2 separate regions of the Homo sapiens genome follow, and region 1 is linked to region 2. A link is a contact called in ENCODE Hi-C or POLR2A ChIA-PET data. All regions are on one chromosome and are shown on one strand. The core of a region is the stretch at or near the end of the contact, and the rest is flanking DNA. Distances in the headings are between cores, read along the strand shown.

Evidence for each region. Hi-C counts contacts between places; a loop is a spot of excess contacts on that map. ChIA-PET counts read pairs that join two places held with the same protein, here RNA polymerase II (POLR2A). Pooled maps may share reads with other maps.
Region 1: a loop to region 2 is called in a map of CD8-positive, alpha-beta T cell, with 8 times the contacts of the local background. The contact joins two enhancer-like sites. A Hi-C loop is called at or near these places in 9 of 168 maps with a recorded cell type or tissue (CD8-positive, alpha-beta T cell, HCT116, IMR-90 and 6 more) and 8 of 50 pooled maps. POLR2A ChIA-PET finds 5 or more read pairs at or near these places in 15 of 52 experiments (A549, AG04449, AG04450 and 10 more).

The regions. Positions count from the first base shown.
Region 1 is chr22:41,595,472-41,602,135 of GRCh38, reverse strand. DESI1 (desumoylating isopeptidase 1) reads left to right here. Exons shown (of 6, transcript NM_015704.3): 6 at 946-4,108. The coding sequence ends at 1,039. Among named protein-coding and RNA genes, the nearest start is that of PMM1, 9.0 kb to the right of the region's middle. RefSeq lists an enhancer at 4,718-4,767. Within about 2 kb of position 4,660, at least 12 of the 41 ENCODE cell types and tissues checked have a DNase peak (open chromatin) inside an H3K27ac peak, as active enhancers do.
Region 2 is chr22:41,523,244-41,530,059 of GRCh38, reverse strand. ACO2 (aconitase 2) reads right to left here. Exons shown (of 18, transcript NM_001098.3): 11 at 6,782-6,816; 12 at 6,119-6,230; 13 at 5,092-5,214; 14 at 4,712-4,867; 15 at 3,607-3,798; 16 at 2,640-2,772; 17 at 2,038-2,159; 18 at 1,086-1,581. The coding sequence ends at 1,447. POLR3H (RNA polymerase III subunit H) reads left to right here. Exons shown (of 6, transcript NM_001018050.4): 6 at 724-4,261. The coding sequence ends at 777. Among named protein-coding and RNA genes, the nearest start is that of POLR3H, 18 kb to the left of the region's middle. RefSeq lists a silencer at 3,559-3,773 and enhancers at 4,746-4,915, 4,926-4,975. Within about 2 kb of position 3,184, at least 19 of the 41 ENCODE cell types and tissues checked have a DNase peak (open chromatin) inside an H3K27ac peak, as active enhancers do.

The DNA of each region.
Region 1 (6,664 bases), core at 3,411-5,910, 71 kb before region 2:
AGTTTCTGGGCAACCTTATTTATGGTTGTCGTAATCATGGAAAATCTCCAAACTCCAGTATTTGTAGTTTTTTTTCCATCTGTTACTATGAGAGCAACCTAGGAGCCCTTTAGAAAGGCATTAATGGCTGGGCCCAGTGGCTTATGCCTGTAATCCCAGCACTTTGGGAGGCCGAGGCAGGCAAATCACTAGGTCAGGAGTTCGAGACCAGCCTGGCCAACATGGTGAAACCCCATCTCTACTGAAAATAAAAAATTAGCCAGGCGCAGTGGCACACGCCTGTAATCCCAGCTACTTGGGAGGCTGAGGCAGGAGAATTGCTTGAACCTGGGAGGCAGAGGTTGCAGTGAGCCGAGATCACGCCATTGCACTCCAGCTCTAGGCTAGAGGTAGACTCTGTCTCGGGGTGAAAGAAAGGCATTAATACTGGCAACCTAGCATTTGTCATTTTTCCAGAATATTCCCTGTACTCCCTGGCAGACCTCTGTTCCTGAAAAAAATCCAGTTGTTTGCTGTCCTCACCCCTTTGTCTTCTTTTTCATATCCTTCTTCTTTTGCCTCAGTTTCCCTGCTTAAATTTGATCTTTTCCTTGCTCACAAGAATTAAAGACACAAGCACATAGAGCACAGAAAGTTCTAGTTCTCTGTATGTAGCCAGCCTACTCAAACCACAGCTAACCAGGCTCTAGAGGTGAGGCCCTGAGGAGGGAACCCCAGGAATAAAAATACAGAGCAGGCTATTTCGGAGATGCCCTCCAAGAACACTGGTGTGTGAGGCAGGTGGGAAACTTAAGTGAGGTGACGAGGTGCTCTTTCCTTCTCTGCTGGTGCTGCTTCTGCTGCCACCAGCGCCCACTCCTCCTCCCTACCCGTGGGCAGCACAGGGTGTGTGACAGCAGGCCACATCCCAGAGCCCACCCCTCTCATGTCTCTGTTTCCTTGCAGGCCCTTTGGACAGGCACTTCGGCCCCTCCTGGACTCCATTCAGATCCAGCCTCCAGGAGGGAGCTCCGTGGGCAGACCCAACGGCCAGAGCTAACAGGACTGCCTGGGACCGCCCTGCCTCACCAGGGCTTTTCCTTTTTAAACAAAACAAACCCTACCAGATTTCTATTTTATAATTTTACATCAGAGCTAACAACCAGGGGACGGCTTTTTAAATTTCCCAGGGAAGGAGACCGTCAGGCCGCATGTAGACAATGCTGCTAAGAAACAGAACAAAATGCCACCCCTTCTAATAGTATTATACTAATTTATTAAGGCTGTCTTGTCTGTGCGTTCACTTCGGATGCTGTTTCCTAAGCGTCCTCCACACTGGAGAAAGGGAGGGGCTTTGTTTAAACAGAAAGCGAGTCACAGTTTGCGGGAGCCCCAACCTAGAACTCTTTCCAGAGAACACTCACGCTCTACCCAAGTTGCCAACACCTGTGGGACCCAGGTGAGTTTTAGAACATCCGTGACCCAGAAAGTTACTCTAGTGTTAAATGAACCAAAGGATTTGGTGTACATGGGACCGGTTTCAGGATGACTAACCTAACCTAAGTGAACTCTTTAGCCACAACCCTCACCTTCCCTCCCTTACCCCAAGCAAGGCCAGTGCTGGAGCAGCCATTGCCTCCGGATCAAGGGAGTAACAGCAAGTATCAGGCCGGAGAAAACAGGATAAAGCCATTCCTCCTTCCACCTAGATGGATTGCCAATCTTCTGCCATCAATTTTGGGAAACCTGCCTTTGTGCCCCCGAGGCTGCCTTTCCTCAGCATAGCTGACTTGTCATAGTGGATGAGGTCTGGGCTGGAGCAGTAGAAGCCAAGGCCTTTTTTCTGCAAGTAATGATGTAGGTTATTTGCAGTCTCTGTAACCACCATCCAGGCCAGTACGCAGTATTTAGCTGGGGACCAAGGGATGGGATTCCCTACTCTAAGAAAATACCTTTATTTTAATTATTATTATTTTTTGAGACGGAGTCTCGCTCTACCACCCAGGCTGGTGTGCAGTGGCATGATCTCGGCTCACAGAAACCTCTGCCTCCCGGGTTCAAGTGGTTCTCCTGCCTCAGCCTCCTGAGTAGCTGGGATTACAGGTGCGTGCCACCACGCCAGGCTAATTTTTGTATTTTCAGTAGAGACAGGGTTTTGCCATGTTGGCCAGGCTGGTCTGGAACTCCTGACCTCGGGTGATCCACCTCCCTTGGCCTCCCAAAGTGCTGGGATTACAGGCGTGAGCCACCGCTGCCTGGCCAGAAAATACCTTTGATATGGAAAGAATAATGATGTGAGGCCTGGCGCGGTGGCTCACGCCTGTAATCCCAGCACTTTGGGAGGCCGAGGCAGGCAGATCACTTGAGGTCAGGACTTCAAGACCAGCCTGGCCAACATGGTGAAACCCCGTCTCTACTAAAAATACAAAATTAGCCGGGCATGGTGGCGCATGCCTGTAGTCCCAGCTACTCGGGAGGCTGAGGCAGGAGAATCGCTTGAACCCGGGAGGCAGAGATTGCGATGAGCCGAGATCGTACCAGTGCACTCCAGCCTGGGCGACAGAGTGAGACTCCATCTCAAAAAAATAAAATAATGAAGTGGAATCAAGGTGGCAAGAAAATTTAGAATCGTTTCTGATAGGGACTTTCCCTTATCCTAAATGTGTTTTGAAGGCACACGTTATTTCCATTGTCATTCTGACTTTAGAAAGGCAGGTTGGGGCATGAGTGGGCATTTTCCTAATGACTTGCTGCTAGGAGGTTATAGGCAGGGAACAGTCTGGGAGTCTCTAATCCAGAGAGACTTTCAGATTCCCTCTCTTCACATGAACCTCCATTAGTTAGATTTTGGGAAAGTGAGCATGAAGAAGGGACTCAGAGCTGCCAGGTACCCGAGTCTCAGGTCTGACATCCTTGGGCCCCTTCTGCCACAACTTCTTGCCACTTCACGGACTTGAATTATGTTGCTTCTTCCTGGAAGTCTGGCCTGCAGCACAGGCCTTTCCTCTCCAAAAAGCTGCTGCTCATTTCTGGCCCCATCTGCTGCTATCTTTGCCATCAGCCATCACAGTTTGGCATCATCAGAGTCTCAGCTAGAGGAGCTGTCATTCTGCCTTAGTGTTTGCCTGCGACCTGACCAGGGGCATGACCAGCTGGGATGTCAAGTGACATTTGGGAACTTGTAGAGGCCAAATGATTGAAAGTTTAATTCTTCTCAAGACCCACTGATTTGCCAGTGTGCATGGAAATAATAGATTAGAGCAGAAACTAGCAGGGACTGTTGTATAATCGTGATCTACTAGCAGAATTGGGCCCAAAGAGAAAGAATTTCTGAGGCTGGGTTTCTTCTGGGAGGGTAGCAGGTTGGTCTTGGCCAGTGCTCTGTTTCCCACCAGTGTTGTTCCCTTTTCCAGCTTGCCTGGCCCGGCTCTGTCTTCCAGGGTCCTGCTCCAGACCCCTCTGCCTGGGGTCTCCCCTCCATCCAGGGGGTTCTGGGCATCACAGCTCCTTTTTTTCCTTTCTCCTCTTCCAGATCCAGTTTCAGCTGGTTTGCTTCTTCCAGCAGGCACCCTTAGGCCCAGGAGCAGCTCCCCTGAGAGAATTTGAGTCACTCATTTCCTTGAACAGCACCCCCCTTTATACTAGCAGCCATTTGTGCCATTGCCTGTGCCCTAGGGTTTGTGGGGAGAGAGCGAGGGATCACTGAGCAGTTTTCCCAGAGCTCCATGGGAAGGCAAGCTCTCCCTCCCAATGGGAGCCCCACTGTCACTAACTGTAAACTCAGGCTCAGGCTTCAACTGCCTACCCCCATCCTCATATTTCTGTCTGTCCCAGCACCTCAGGAGCATTCTCATTGTGGCCGGCTAACTCCGCCTGGATGTGAACAGGCAAGCACAGTGGGAAATGAGTCACGTACTTGTATTGCACAGTGGACACCTCTAGAGGTCCATTGGTTTAAAGGGATAGGGAAGGAGGAGGGATGAGACCATCACCCCCTCCCAGAAGTAAATCTAGTATCTGAGTTTTCTTTATGCCCTTGAGTCAAACTAATAACTGTCTAGTACGGAGGTGTTTGCTGGTTTTCTTCGGTGTTTTTTCTAATGCAATAAACTCATTTCTGCCTGCTGCATTTGTGTGGTGCCTGAATCAGGTCTGCACATGCATCCAACATGAAGCGACCCCAGGCTTTTGGGTCCCTTGGAGCTTAAGTCTGCGGGGTCTGGATGTGTCTCCTTTGCATGGTTGTGAGCCTGTAGATAAGAAGTGATAACAGGGAAGGATGTCTGAATTTCACCACTGGTTTATAAAGATGGGGGAAGGGCCCAGAGAGAATATCACTTGCCCAAGGTCACCTTGCAGCTGGTGCAGCTCAATGCTTTGTCTGATAACTTCAAATTCTGTAGTCTTCCTCTAGCTATCAGGAGTGTCTGACCTCACCGAAAAGTGTTCACTTCTACTTTCAACTTGGCTCTAGGTTGGGTCTGTGGCTCCTCATGCCCAGACAGGCTGTAGCTGAGAGGGCACGCAAGGAGCCTAGTGGGGGCCTGGCACACCACTGAATGTGAGCCCTTGACCACAGGGCCTGGCTGCTCTTGAAAGAGGCAGAGTGTGTCTGGGACGAGGCTGCCCCACTGGTTCCCAGGTTGGAGAGCCAGGCAAGGTCACGCTGCAGTGAGAGTGATGGATACCAGGTGGCGCTGTGGCCCTGCACACCAGGCCCAGCCTACTGCCCAACGCCCAATGCCAGGCTGGTCTTGGGTACCCTCGGCCACCTCAGTAAGCTCGTCCAGCTCCCCTCAGCCCGTGTGGACCCCTACGAGCCCATGGGGTAAGAGCCAAGCTCCTTGTCCTCATTTATCAAGGCCCTTCTCAATCTTGTCCTTGAACACCCTGGTCCTACCCCACACCCTGCTGCAAGTGCCAGTCCCAGTCCCTGTCACTTCTGGTGGTTTCACACCTCCAAGCCTCGGTTCACCCTTTGCTCCACCTGGATCCCCTTTCCCCACCCCTTGTTCAGTGCTAAAGGCCCAGTTCCAGCATGTCCTCTGACCTGTCCCCACCCAGAGCTGACTCCTTGCTCCCATGGGTACCTCCAACGCACTCCCACCAGCCCAGTACCTCCCAGGGCAGGGCCTGGCATGGGGTGAGCCCCAGATTTTGAGACCATGACAAAGGCCTTGGATCCTTTCTAAGTCCCTCCCAGTATGACTCCGCTCCCCACCCCTGGCTTGCAAGGTCAGGAGAGAGACTTGCCCAAGTTCTCACAGTTCTGGGCTGAGCTCTGACCTGCAGAGCCCACTGACCCCAGCTGTCAGGCTGCCGCTCCTGTTCCACACCCCCAGGTGGAACAGTGTTGTGGCCTGGGCCATATCTGTCCCCATTGACTTTGTCTGAGAGAGCCCCAGAGGGCCTGAGCCAACCCAGCAACAGCCTCCACCTCCTCCTACAAAGCCATCTGAGCATGCGCCCTTCAGCTTGTTTAGACTCAATGGACTTGCTTATTATGAAGACAATGTAAGCACTGCAGGCATTTTGAAAGTTAAAAAACAAAACAAAACAAAAAAACAGGCTAGGCGAGGTGGCTCACGCCTGTAATCCCAGCACTTTGGGAGGCCGAGGCAGGTGGATCACCTGAGGTCAAGAGTTCAAGACCAGCCTGGCCAACATGGTGAAACCCCATCTCTACTAAAAATACAAAAATCAGCTGGGTGTGGTGGTATGCACCTGTAATCCCAGCTACTTGGGAGGCTGAGGCAGGAGAATCACTTGAACCCACGAGGGAGAGGTTGGATTGAGCCAAGATTGTGAGATGGTGCCACTGCACTCCAGCCTGGGCAACAGATCTAAAAAAAAAAAAGAATTCCACAGTCTCCCCCAACCTCAGCACACAGCACACCTCCCCTGCTGCCCCTAGGCTTCTTAACTACACAGCCTTTAGGAGGGTGTTGACCCCATTTGTAAATGAACAACCACCTCACAGAGTGGGACGGACCTGCCCAAAGTCACTAGTGGGAGGAGAACTCCAGGAATTGTCAGCCTGCCTGTAAACCCCACTACACAGAGGCTGCCCCTTGGGCCTGGACCACCCATACACAACAAGTCACATACCAGGTACAGAAAAAGAGCATTGACAGCCCCGGTACTTGGACATACTGACACATGGCCTCCTACCAATAGCCAGGAGCCAGGGAAAAGCCTGGGTTTTGGCAAGACGGGATTGAGGAGGAATCTCGACTGTGCTGTGTGACCCTAGAAAAGCCGTTGCACCTCTCTGATGTCAGTACCTACCTCTGGAAATTGAGTATAAGGGTACTGTCTTCAGAGATGTGTTGGGAAAAATAAGTGAAATACCCAAACCAAACATGAAAGTCACTAACCTCCAAACTTCAGCCACACGTCTGGCCCAGAAGAGCCCAGGGTCTTCCCTTCATAGCAGAATCCTGCCAGGCTCAGGTCTCAGGCCCTCCACTTTCAGTCCTGGCTGCTTCTGGGTCCCTCCAAGTCACCTTTCTGTCCAGTCTTCCCTCCCACCAGTCCTGCTCTTTTCTCCCCAAGGCCTCCCCTGGTCCCCATCTGAGCACCAGTTGCCAGGGATAAGCCTTCCTCTTAAAGGGACATAGTGGTGGCCACAGGTACCCCCCTACCTGGTCCTCCTGGGTCTGTACCTCAGGGCAAATAACTCTCC
Region 2 (6,816 bases), core at 1,935-4,434:
GGGCTGCTGGGGCACAGTGGCTCACGCCTGTAATCCCAGCACTTTGGGAGGCCAAGGTGGGCGGATCACGAGGTCAGGAGATTGAGACCATCCTGGCTAACACGGTGAAACCCCATCTCTACTAAAAATACAAAAAATTAGCCGGGTGTGGTGGCGGGCGCCTGTAGTCCCAGCTACTTGGGAGGCTGAGGCAGGAGAATGGTGTGAACCCGGGAGGTGGAGGTTGCAGTGAGCCAAGATCGTGCCACTCCACTCCAGCCCGGGTGACAGTGCGAGACTGTCTCAAAAAAAAAAAACAACAAAAAAAAGGTAGGGCTCCCTGTAGGAGCAGCATTGCAGCAGTGAAATAAAAGGGAGGGCTCCGGGGAAGAGTGGCTTTCAAGGCTGCTCCCTGTTGGATGCGTCTGGAGCATGGGCCTTGTGTTTGCTCAGCCTTCCTGCCACGATTAGAACCTAGGTGGCCCTGGAGGGCAGGCCTAAGGGTGAGGAAGGGTCCCTGACCCTATCAGGGCCTGGAGTCCCTGGAGAAGGGTCTGCGCCCTGCGTGCTGCGTGCCCGTTGGGAGCACTGCTGTGGCTCCCACATCTCTCCAGAGCCTCTTGGCTGCCGTGTGCCCCGCCTCTTCTTTGCCTGTGCTGGGCCTGCTGGGCTCCCTTCACCTCCTGTCCAGGTTGGTTCAAGCCAGCATGTCAGTGAAATGTGCGTGTTCTTTATCCCTGGCAGGGATCCATCAGTGAGCCAGGCCTGGGCCTTCTCTCCTGGTGGACCAGCAACTAGCCCTGGGGCTGGACAGTGGACCCTACCAGCCTGCGGGAAGGTGGTATGGCCGGCTGTGAAGACAACAGCAGCTGAGGCCGATGCTAAGGAGATAGTGTCTCGAGCTGGACAGTGAGGCAAGGCCAGGAGTGCCCACCAGCTTGCCCCGCTCCTCCACCATCTAGGCCCTGCTCCTCCTTCACTGCAGTGATGGATCCATCTGTGGCTGTGGCTGTTGGGCCTCCACTGACCTTGACTGAAAAGACCCTTCCTGGACCCTGGACTTGACAACAAACGGCACAGACACCAATCACTCACAGAACAGTCACTGGTTTTGGATTCTTGTTTTCCTTGCAAGAACAAAAGGTTCTCTAGAATCCTTCAGCCACCAATGAAATGATCAGGCAGGAGAAAAACTTTAGATGGGAGTCTTGTCATCAAAAATAAATACAGTTGCATGGAGCTGCTTAAGATCTGAACCAAACTCAAAATAGGAAGACGGGGGCTAAAAAGTTATTTTAAGAACCCCCCCACCACAACCACAGTCACTCCGTGGGCTAAGCGGGGAGCAGGAAGCATGTCTGGTCACACCATCTTGGAATAGGAAGCCATGGCTGGACGGATCGGATCCACTGATGGCACACGTGGAGCTGAACTTGACGCCAGCGGCGGGGCGGGGAGGCACTGCCCTCACTGTTGCAGTTCCTTCATTCTGTTGAGGGCACTGCCAGCGCGGAACCACTCAATCTGCGTCTCGTTGAAGGTGTGGTTCAGGAGGATGGTCTCCTGGGTCCCGTTGGGGTGCTTGATGATGCACTTCAGGGGCTGCAAGGAGAAGGTGGGTGTGGGTGGAAGTGGTGGGTACTGTGTGCCCTTGGCCCCGCAGGGGGGTCAGGGAGACAGGGCACTGCCTGGGGACCTAAGAGGTCAGCAGGCAAACCAAATCCTAGGCCAGTCTGTGCCTGATGGCCCAGGTCAGACCCAGGTGGCACCTACAGGGGATTCCTGGGGCCCAGAGGGTCCTGCAGTGGGTGGGCTGTCCCCTGAGTGCCAGGTCCTGGTGAGTAAAGGGAGGTTGGGGAGGTGTGAGGGCCCCGGGTTGACTCCAACCCCCAACTCTGAGAAGCCACTTTGCTTTCTCTGTGGGGCCACCTGGAGAACTGGGGGCCTTTCCAGCTGGAATGAAGCCTCCTGGGAGAAGCTACCCTGGGGCCAGTGCAGGAGGGGAAACAAGGTGGCTGCCCCTCACCCCACCACCTCAGGGGGACCCGGGCCCCTAACCTTGCCAGGGGTGAAGTCCTTCAGGCCCTGAATGGTCAGCTTGTCCACAGGGTGAATCTTGTTGTAGTCAGCCGGGTCAGCGAAGGTCAGAGGCAGCAGGCCCTGTTTCTTCAGGTTGGTCTCTGGAAAGCAGGCGGCATTCGGTCATCGGGGGCCTGACTAGCCTGGAGAGCTTCATTTTCTGAACCCATCTGGGGCTCTGGGAGATGCCCCTAATCCTGCTGCCTGGGACAATGCCCGGGCAGTGACTATGGGGCCCTGGTCTGCTCCCTTTCACTAGGGGTGCCCCTAGCAAGTGTGCGCTGGTGCTGAGGTCTGCGAGGCCTTCCTGCTGCACATTCATGATCAGAAAGAACCCCCTGGCACATGTCCTAGATCTCAGCGGCTCAGATCTACAAGCCTGGAAGCAGGGCCTGCGGGAAGCCGGGAAGCTGAGCGTCGGATGTGCACTGTGTGAGCCTAAGAAGGGGCAAGAGGCTGACGGGCCTGTGGGCTGCAGTGGACACAGCCTAGAACCAGGCCCAACTCAGCCACGGGCAGGGAGAGTGACCTTGATCACTAGGGATGGGATGAGGATGGCCTGGGTACAGACTCCAGCTCACCGTGGATCCTGGCAAAGCTCTTGGTGATGATGGCCCGGCCCCCAAGGTGGCGAGGCTCCAGAGCTGCATGCTCCCGGCTCGAGCCCTCGCCGTAGTTCTCGTCTCCGATCACCACCCACCTGATGCCATGTTTCTGTCAGGCAAGCGGGGGTAAGGTTATAAGGCAGAGGAGGGCACCGTCCTCACCTGTCTGGCCCTACCTGCCTGGCCTCACCCACCTGGCGCCTGGGCATCCTGAGGCTCCCGGTAAAGGGGCTGGAGGGGCCCTTCCTCGCCTGCTGCCTAAGGGCAAGTGAAGCCTGCGTGAATGAGACCCAAACGAGGCCCCGAGGGGACAGAGGCACGTGGTTGTTTGCAGTGGCAAAGAAGACAGAAGCCACCCATTGGTGCTTGGCAGAGGCAGGTGTGTGTGGAGGGAGGTTGGGTGAGACAGGGACGGCCTCCGGGCCCCACACAAGATGCATCTGTGAAGCTCAAGGCGCCCCCTTCCTGGGAGCACCCTCTGCCCCACCCAGCCACCAGGGGGTGCCAGAGTCCTTTCACCCGGCTGGGCCAGGACTTGGGTTCAGCCCTGGTTCTGTTTGTTTCTCAAAGCAGAAAAAGTCCAATCACCTCAGACCCTCTCTGCCTGCTCACTGTGAGGCCCCGTGTAGCCCCCTCTCTGAGCTTTTGGCCTCTGACTTCCTGAGTCGGCCCCCTTCCTTGTCTTTGTCTAGGGCCAGATATCCTAAGATATCTCTCACTAACTCCTCCTGGTGCAGGGACCCGGCTGTACCACCGGACCTGGGCCTCATGCCTTCTCAGCCACAGGGAGGGGCTGCAGGCCTCTCCTCCCTTCCACAGCAGTCCCCTTTGGGCTTGGTCGGCCTCCTTCCCAGTTTCCACTCCCCTAATGTCCTCCCTGCACCTGCCTTGCAGGCCCCTTCAGGAGTGACCACTGGCATTGCCCCTATCAACTCTGACCCACCTTGTAGTAGCGGGCAGTGTCAGGGACGGGGCCAAACTCCTGAGTGACGGCATTGCGCACGGAGTTGGCCTTGCCGTTTTCAATGTTGATGGCACCAATGAGCAGGTTGTTGGAGATGTTATCCAAGTGCCCACGGAACTTGAGCCAGGGGCCAGCAGCTGAGATGTGGTCAGTGGTACACTTCCCTTTGACCTTGGGTGGTAAGTAGAGAGGACAGAGGTCAGGGCATGGCCCTGGAGGGGTGGATGACAAGCCCTCCAGAGGCAGGCAGCAGGCCCCGGGGCCCAGGAGGGGTGACAGAGGGGTGAGAGGCAGGCAAGTCTTCAGACACGTGTTCTGTGGTCCTGGTGCTTCCACCCTAAGGCCACATGGGCTCAGGCCAGGCCTTCATCCCCTCAAAGGCCTCTGGCTGCTCAGTCTCCCTTATGGGGCAGAGGCCGCCCAAAGTTGGGACAGGTCAATGTTCGCTCACCCTTCAGGCCTCAGCTGCAAGATCAGCCACAGACCTCATGCTGGACACAGGAGCCCAGGACATGCCTGGGTCCTGGCTGATGACTGATTAGTCTCTTCTGTCACAGGGGTGCCTGGAGACCCCTTAATAAGCAGCATAAATAAATATCTGACACAGATTGGAGGCCTCTGGCCACACCAAAAAGGCTTGTTTTTGGTCGGTGCCAAACACAAGCCATCCCATATCCACGGGTGCCCAACTGTGGGGGCAGGAGTTGTCCATGGCTTCCAGAGCCTGTGTGGACGTGCCAGGTGTGGAGCCTGCTGTGCAATCACACACACTGTCCCAGCCCAGCCTGAGCTGTACTCACCTGCCCACACCCACTGGAGGTGGCTCTGATCAGCTGCTGCTGGATGGCTGAGGGCCCCAGACGGAGGCTGGCCAGATCTAGCTCTGCCCAGTTCGGGGCCACAGAGAAGGGGGACGCTGGACTGCGTTGCGATACCCTCTCTGCTCTGCAGCCAAACCTCCCTTCCATCTCCCACCTGCGTCTTGACTGTGCTCACTTCCTCCAGGTTCATGGCCCTTCCCGATGCTCAGGGGACGGGGGGCCCTGGCAGGGTGGGGCTGTCCTGCCGTCCCCATGCTGCTGACCTTGATGAGGATCTGCAGGTCCTCCAGGTCCTTGCCATCCCACTTGTCAAAAGGCTCCAGGAGCTGCAGGCGCTGGCTGGTGGGGCTCACGTCCACATGCTGCCCGCTGCTGTCCTTGGGTGGGTGCTGGTAGGTGTCCTGCCCTGGGTCAAACTCCTGCAGCAGGGAATGGGGATGCGTGGGGTGCTGAGTCCTCAGTTCCCACAAGGACAGACTCTCAGAAGGCAAGTTTCCTCGGGCCCCACCTCCCCTCCCAGGGAACAGAGCTGCTTCCTTCTCACTAGCAGCGCCCTCCCTGCCTGCACAGGAGGTGCTGTGAGGTTGAGAAGGAAGTGACGTGGCCACACAGCAACCAGCAAGCAGGGGGCGTGGGCGCTCACCCCTTTGGGAAGCTCATCTGCATCCGGAGCCTCCAGCCTGAACTTCTTGCCATCCGTGCCCGTCAGGTAGTCGGTCTCTGGGTTGAACTTGAGGGTTCCCGCAATGGCCAGGGCTGTGACAATCTGAAATGGAGGTGGCCAGTTTGTTGGTCAGCACCAATTGCCACTCCTGTCTCCTGCACCTACCAAAAGCCTAGGCCAAAACTGAGAAAGGAACCCAGGAAATTTCCATGTTCTTCCCAGACCCCTGTGTTCCTCAGAGGCCAGAGCTGCAGGACGATCTTTGGGACCACGGGGCCTTGGGCCTGCAGAGGACTCAGGAAGCCAAGGGCAGTGCGGCCTCTCCCATCCCTGCAGGGCCGGGCCGGCAGTGCTGTTCTCTCTCCTCACAGCTATCCTGGAGGGAGTGGGGGCCCTGGCGCAGAAATGCTGGTATGATGCAAACCTGCTCAGTGCGCAGGACACTAAAAACATGGAAGGAGCCATTCCTTCACCCATTTAGCAAGACATATTTGTAGAACACGCAGATAAACAACCAAGTCAAGAGAGCCTGGCCATGTGCCAGTCACGGCCAGGGCTGAATACCGCCAAGGGCAAGGCTCACTCTGGCCACGGGAACAATGGCAAAGGCCTCGCTTTTGTGGAACTCCTACCTGGGGTTGGAAACTGCATGTGTCCCACGCACTTTCCCAGGTAATCCCGAGGATTACGGGGACACAGAGAAGGTAAGTGACTTGGCCACACTCATACAGCGAGTTAGAGGCAGGGCTGGGATGTGTCCTAGGCAGTGAGTGAGATTCCAAATTCCATGCTCATAAGCACAAACCACTGTATAAATATCTCATAATCCCATGACCCAGGGAGCCCCAGGCAGGAAGCACCAAGCATGCGCCTGAGGCTGGGAAGGCCTGTAGCTCCTGGCTACCACTTGGATGACCCCAGTCCCCATCTCCTTCTGCCTCCTCCTCTGACCCGCCAGGGACCCCCAGAGGCCATCCCAGGCTTGTGCGCAGCTGGGCAGTCTCACCTCTGGGGACGTGACAAAGGCATGGGTCTCGGGGTTTGCGTCGTTGCGGCCCGTGAAGTTCCTGTTGTAGGAGGTGACGATTGTGTTCTTCTCCCCCTTCTTGATGTCCTTCCTGCCAGGTCAGAGGGATCAGGGTTAGGGATATCTGGCCTTGTCACCTGGCCTGTCCCGAGGACAGATAAGCTGGGTTCCTGTGGCGCAGCCCAGCCTAGCTCCTACCGAGGGAAAATGAAGAGGCCCTGCCAGGGTTGCCTCCTCCTGGGGCCACGCGCAGAGCAGAAGGGAACCTCAGGATCACTGGGCCCAGCCTGCAACCACACGTAAGCCAGAGGCAAGGCCTTGGTCAAGGCCTGAGTTTCCTGACCTGGGGCACTGCCTCCTCCCAAACGGCTCCTGCTGTGTCCGTCAGGGTGAGGCCGCGCTGGCTTCCTCCTGCCAGCCCAGGCTTCAGCCAAGTTGCCCCCCAGTGCCTCTGCAGGGCCCTTCCTCACCCAGCCCCTCTTCCCAGGCATGTCTGCCAGAGGCTTCTAATGGGCAAGAGTCCCTGGAGCTAGAGACCTTGGCTGGAGTCTCTTCTCTCCACCCCAATAATTCCCCCTCCAACTTCTGGGGCTCTGTACCCTGTGCACAAGGGGCTGTCTTGTCAAAAGATACGCCTCTTACCTGTCCCACTGGCCAATGCAGGGGCCACAAGCATT